Regions from separate parts of the Mus musculus genome. Here region 1 is linked to region 2. A link is a loop called in an ENCODE intact Hi-C map of the cell type or tissue named here. Cell type or tissue: left cerebral cortex. All regions are shown on one strand.

Region 1 (2,500 bases), 170 kb after region 2:
TGTGCTCCTGGAGGTCTTCCCTACCTGCTCTATGGAGCAGGCCCAGTGGGTGCTGGCCAAAGCTCGGGGGGACTTGGAGGAAGCTGTGCACATGCTGGTAGAGGGCAAGGAAGAGGGGCCTCCAGGCTGGGACGGCCCAAGTCAGGTATCCTCTCTCAGCCCCCCCCGCCCTAGTAACCTCAGCTCCATTAGGCCTTCTTGCTAAGTGCACAGCCTGCCTGTCCTCATCGCTGCCCTTCTTGCTAAGTGCATACCCTGCCTGTCTTCATCTCTGCTCATGTTGTTACCACTGGGCTTAGCATAGGTCTCCCGTCTCTGCAGGACTTGCCCAGGCGTCTCAGAGGCCCCCAAAAGGATGACTTGAAGTCTTTCATCCTTCAGAAGTAAGTCTGGGCTGGGCAGGGCCTTGGAGGGTCTTCCAGGTGGCCGGAGCTTCACCCAGTCCGTTTGGCAGGTACATGATGGTGGACAGGGCGGAGGACCAGAAGACTCACCGACCTATGGCTCCCAAGGAGGTAAGAGGGGGTCTGCAGCTGGGGGGTGTGGAATGAGCTGTGCCAAGCCCTGGTTTTCGTCATTCATTGCTTGATTGCCTGACAGGCCCCCAAGAAGCTGATCCGATACATCGACAACCAAGTAGTGAGCACCAAGGGAGAGCGATTCAAAGATGTCCGGAACCCTGAGGCCGAGGAGATGAAGGCCACATACATCAACCTCAAGCCGGCCAGAAAGTACCGCTTCCACTGAGACAGTGCTGGATCCTGCCGAGCACTGCTGATCCCAGAGGGATGCAGACACCCTCCCATCCACCCTGTCCCTTCTGGAGGCCCTTGCTCTAGTGTTCTATTCTTGGGGCTTCCTTCAAGAGCACAGTAAAAGTGGTCCAAGGAAGGTATATGCTCATTCTGCTCATTTCTGCCCCCAGGGCAGGGAAAAAACCTGTCTCTCTGACTAGTTCCCAGCTTCCCGTCCCCTATGCACCACGCAAGAAGGGGTAAAAAGCTCTTTATTTGAAATTCCAGGGTGGGACAGGGGATTTCACAGGCCTGTCAACCACAGGCCCCCACAGTTCAGTTTCCCTATGGCTCAGGGTCAAGCCCGGGCTACACAGTCCAGCTGTGCTCCCACCCCAAGGAAAGTTAGTCAGACCTGTAGGTTGACAAAGGGTGCGAAGCCTGCCATGTCCTGGAGTAGCACCAGAGCCTGGTGCAGGGGTGGTTCCACGTCGATGTCCACACCACGCTTCCGCAAGCGGCTCAGGCTCGGTTCAGCCACATGGTGGCAGTGCCGCACCCGCAGAGAGCGCAGCGCCGGGCAGTACTCGGCCAGTGTCCTGAGGGAGGAGTATGGTGATGCTAGGTGCTGAATCTCACGGTCTGGAGGGCCAGCCCTCTAAACCCGCAGCTGGCTCCAGCAAGTTCTAGCTTTCCCTCCAGCTCAGGGTCTGCTCTTTTTTACTGTACCTAAAGGAAGGGGCCAGGAAGGAATTACAGACTCCAGGCTCATTTGGGGTTTCTGGTTCTTAGAGAGTACCAATCCATAGTTCCTTCCAGTGTTTCTAGATTACCCACCTTGTTGCAGAAATGCCAGAAATCAACTTTATGTGACATTTCTCAGTGTGTCAATCTTGGCTCCCAAGTCTGTTTATTTTTTGTTTTTGTTTTTTTTTTGGGGGGGTTGTTTTGGTTTTGGTTTTTGGTTTTGTTTTGTTTTTAATTGTACACTTTCTAGCCTAAAAAATGCCAGAGGTCTTTCTAATGGGTCTTTGACAAGTACAACCCACCTCCCTATCCCCAAAGTGACTGCCCACTTCCTACAGTACCGCCCCCATGCCCAGGCACCTGACACCGTCGCTTCCGACCCGAAGGCAGCCGGTGAGGTCTAGGTGCTCGAGCTGCGGGCAGTTTCGAGCCAACTCTTGAACCGCAGTGTCCCCAACATTGGCGTTGACTGCTAATGAGAGGCTGCGGAGGCCCGCGCCGCGTCTCTGCGCCAGGTACACGATGGCCTCGTCCTTGAGTTGACGACAGGCGGTGAGGTCTAGCTCCTCCAGAGCCGGGCAGCGGTCAGCGAGGCCACGCAGTGCCAGCCCGTCCACCCAGTCACAGTGAGCGAGGGAAAGGCGCTGCAGACGCGGGCAGCCCTCAGCCAGCGCCCCCAGGGCTCGGCGACTCAGTTGGCCGCAGCCGGCCAGCGCTACGCTCCGGAGCTGTGGATTCCGTGCCAGCACCGGCACCAGGTCCTCGTCCGACAGCCATTCGTGACACGGAGCCAGCGCCAGCTCCTGCAGCCCCTCAGCATCCCGCAGTAGCCGGGCTAGTGCCGCCCGTGGAATCTGTGGACCCACCTACGGGCGGGAGACACGGAGACTCAAGTCTGTCCCCGGGGCGGGCCACTGCCTGGCAGCCGCCTAACTTCGGGACTTTGCCCCCTGCCCTCCCAGAAGGGACACCGAGCTCCCTCCGAGCCGCTGCCCTCTGGAATTCTCCACGTCTCACCC
Region 2 (2,500 bases):
CCTCCTTGTCTCCGTCCAGCCCCCACAACCACCAAGGAAACAGCCCGCATCTACATTCTGGACAGGCCCAGCTTCCTCCTACTGCAGCAGCCTTGTTGGCCTCCAGGGGCCCCCACCCTAAACACACACTCCCAGTTCCTACCAAACCCAGCCCAGCTCCCTTATCTTAAGACCCCTAGCAAGAGCTTTCAAGATGGCTCAGTCTTAGCTCGACTCCTTCTTCCCGGTGTGACTCAACCCAGAGTGGCAAGGGACCCGAGAGGAACCTGGGAGGAGCCCCCTTCCAGTGAAAGGGACGGAAGTATGCCCCACTCCAGTTCCCTAGCCAGGCCCAGAGGCCTAAGAGGGGGAAGGCGGTTTTGACATTGGCTGCTGCAGTAGGGTGTATACAATGGGAGGGGGTGCGGTTCGTAATCACCCAGCCGGCAGCCCAGGGGAGCCAGCTGCCTGAAACCAGATTTCAACGCGGCTCAACCTTAAACCCACAGGACTCTTTTTCCGTCTTCCCCGTCCCCTCCCTAAATGTGGGAGGGCCGTGTAAGAGGGCAGGGCTGGGAGGAAAGAGCCCAGGGTGAAGAAGTCACATACTTTAAGGTTTGTTCATGCCAGGCGCAGGCAGCATTCAAGTATAGAGAGAGCAGCTTTAGCCTGGGGAGCGTCTACTAGGACGGATTAGAAGAGCCGACAGTCGGGGACTCCTCTGGACACCCAGGCCTTGCCCAGCTAGATGCCAGAGTTCTTCTCTATCTCCGGAAGCTCCCCCCAACCCCCAGAGTGTTTCCAGTAGAGCTGAAAACTAACATGGCTGCTTTGTTTACTTCCTCATTGGTATGCCAGCATCATGGATCATGTCAGCCACAGCAGCGGCACCAGGACACTCATTACATAAACAGCAGCTGGAGAAGCAGGACCGGGGTCACTGCCTTGGTGACTTCCCGTAGAGCTTACAGAAACAATGCGGGGGGCGGGGGGGGGAAACTGCGCAAAACAGAAAAGCAACACTCCAAACTACTTCTAACAGCCTCCCCCCAATTCCATAAATGACTGAAGGAGAGATCTTAAGGGCGCAGGTGCGAGAATGCATCCAGCAGCCAGGGCCTTTCCCCCAGGACCTTGCCCCCCAAACTTTTACGGAAGAGTTTGGAAGAGGGCCTCTAGGCTAATGTCACGAGAGTCAGCTTGTGCGGATGGGTGGCTCCCAAGTCGTGTGTGTGTGTGTGTGTGCGTGTGCGTGTGTTCGCACGCGTTCAGTGTACTTGCCCGTATCTCATTCCTCCGTATCTCCACGTCACACACCGAGTGTCCCTGATGCGCGCCGCTGTAGTAGCAGCAGTACTGGCACACAGCCACCTGCTCGGCCTCGCAGTGGTACAGGCGGTAGGCGTTGTGCTGCGGGCAGCTCCAGGCCCGCACGTCGTCCGCCTCCACCAGGAGGTGCCCGCGGGCGGTGGAGGGCTGCTGCAGGTGCGTCTGCACGTGAGACTGGCAGCAGGGAGCCTCGCAGCGCAGGCAGACCTTCTGTGCCGGCAGCGGGGGGCCGCGGCGACAGAACACGCAGTGCAGTGCCGTCGGCGGCTTCTCCACGTGCAGGGCGTTGAACTTCTCCACGATGTTGGTGAGCTTCAGGTTCTTCTCCAGGCCCGGCTTCTGATTGTAGGCCTGGTTGCACTCCGGGCAGCGCACAAGGCCACTGTCCTTGGCCCAAGCCTCGCCGATGCAGCCCCGGCAGAAGTTATGTTTGCATGGCAGCTGCACCGGTTCCACGAAAACGTGCAGGCAGATGGGGCAGATGAGCTCCTCCTCAAAGCAGTTCTTCCAATTCTCCGCCATGGCGGCTGCGGGCAGGGGGCCCGGGTAGACCTCTCTAAGTCCCCAACCCTGGGGATCCGTCTGGTACAGCTGGGGACCCACCGAGCCCGGAGCTCCGGTCCCCGCCGGCCGCGCCAGTCGCTCAGTCACCAGCGCCTTCCGCGTGCCCGCCCCCCAGAGGAGGGAGCCTGGGTCCTCGCGCCGCGCGCGCCGCCGGCTGCGTCTCCTCCTCCTGGCGAGTGGCTAGCGGGAGGCGGCGGGCTGCGCCAGGGCCGCGGCCCGGGCACCAGCCCTGGAGGAGAGCGCTGTGGTCCAAATTCCATATAACAGGCCGCCTCCGGGGCAGCGCGGCTAGGGCAGCGGCGGCCCACGGCCTGCGCTCGGCCCCGCGGCTGACATCGGGGCGCGCCCCGCGGCGCACCGAGCGGGGGAGCCGCACTCTTCCTTTGGCGGCGACAGTGGCTACCTTCTGGCTGGTGCGAGCCGCGCCTTCCTCGCCTGGATCCCGGCCGAGGTCCGAGGGGGCACGGGAAGCTAGTTCGGCCGCGCCGAGGCTGGCTAGAGCCGGAGCCGGCGAGCAAGGCGCGCCAGCGGTCCCCGGGCCGTGGCGCAGGCGTCCCCCAGCTGGCCGGCCGGCTGCGGGTGGCAGGGCGCGGGCGGGCCGACTCCGGGGCGCTGCGTGCGCGCTGGG

The links. A loop is a pair of places that touch in the nucleus more often than their neighbours do. Peaks named below come from ENCODE experiments on the same cell type or tissue, not always from the same donor. Only the 100,000 strongest peaks of a DNase experiment are listed, where the experiment ranks them.
Region 1: it touches region 2 in a loop (2.2-fold over the local background); 1 of 42 quality-filtered maps calls a loop at or near these places.

The regions. Positions count from the first base shown.
Region 1 is chr19:46,328,935-46,331,434 of GRCm38, reverse strand. It overlaps Fbxl15 (F-box and leucine-rich repeat protein 15), which reads right to left. Exons shown (of 4, transcript NM_133694.2): 3 at 1,842-2,347; 4 at 989-1,333. The coding sequence ends at 1,144. Cuedc2 (CUE domain containing 2) reads left to right here. Exons shown (of 9, transcript NM_001164291.1): 6 at 1-145; 7 at 322-383; 8 at 455-515; 9 at 601-1,623. The coding sequence ends at 747. Among named protein-coding and RNA genes, the nearest start is that of Fbxl15, 2.0 kb to the right of the region's middle. In left cerebral cortex, a CTCF peak has its summit at 1,287 (motif pointing right); DNase peaks (open chromatin) are centred at 1,289 and 2,071; H3K4me3 peaks cover 1,225 bases; H3K27ac peaks cover 889 bases.
Region 2 is chr19:46,501,774-46,504,273 of GRCm38, reverse strand. Trim8 (tripartite motif-containing 8) reads right to left here. Exons shown (of 6, transcript NM_053100.2): 1 at 1,261-2,500. The coding sequence starts at 1,830. Among named protein-coding and RNA genes, the nearest start is that of Trim8, 1.4 kb to the right of the region's middle. In left cerebral cortex, CTCF peaks have their summits at 99, 1,402 and 1,999; DNase peaks (open chromatin) are centred at 581, 747, 1,421 and 1,973; H3K4me3 peaks cover 2,500 bases; H3K27ac peaks cover 2,500 bases.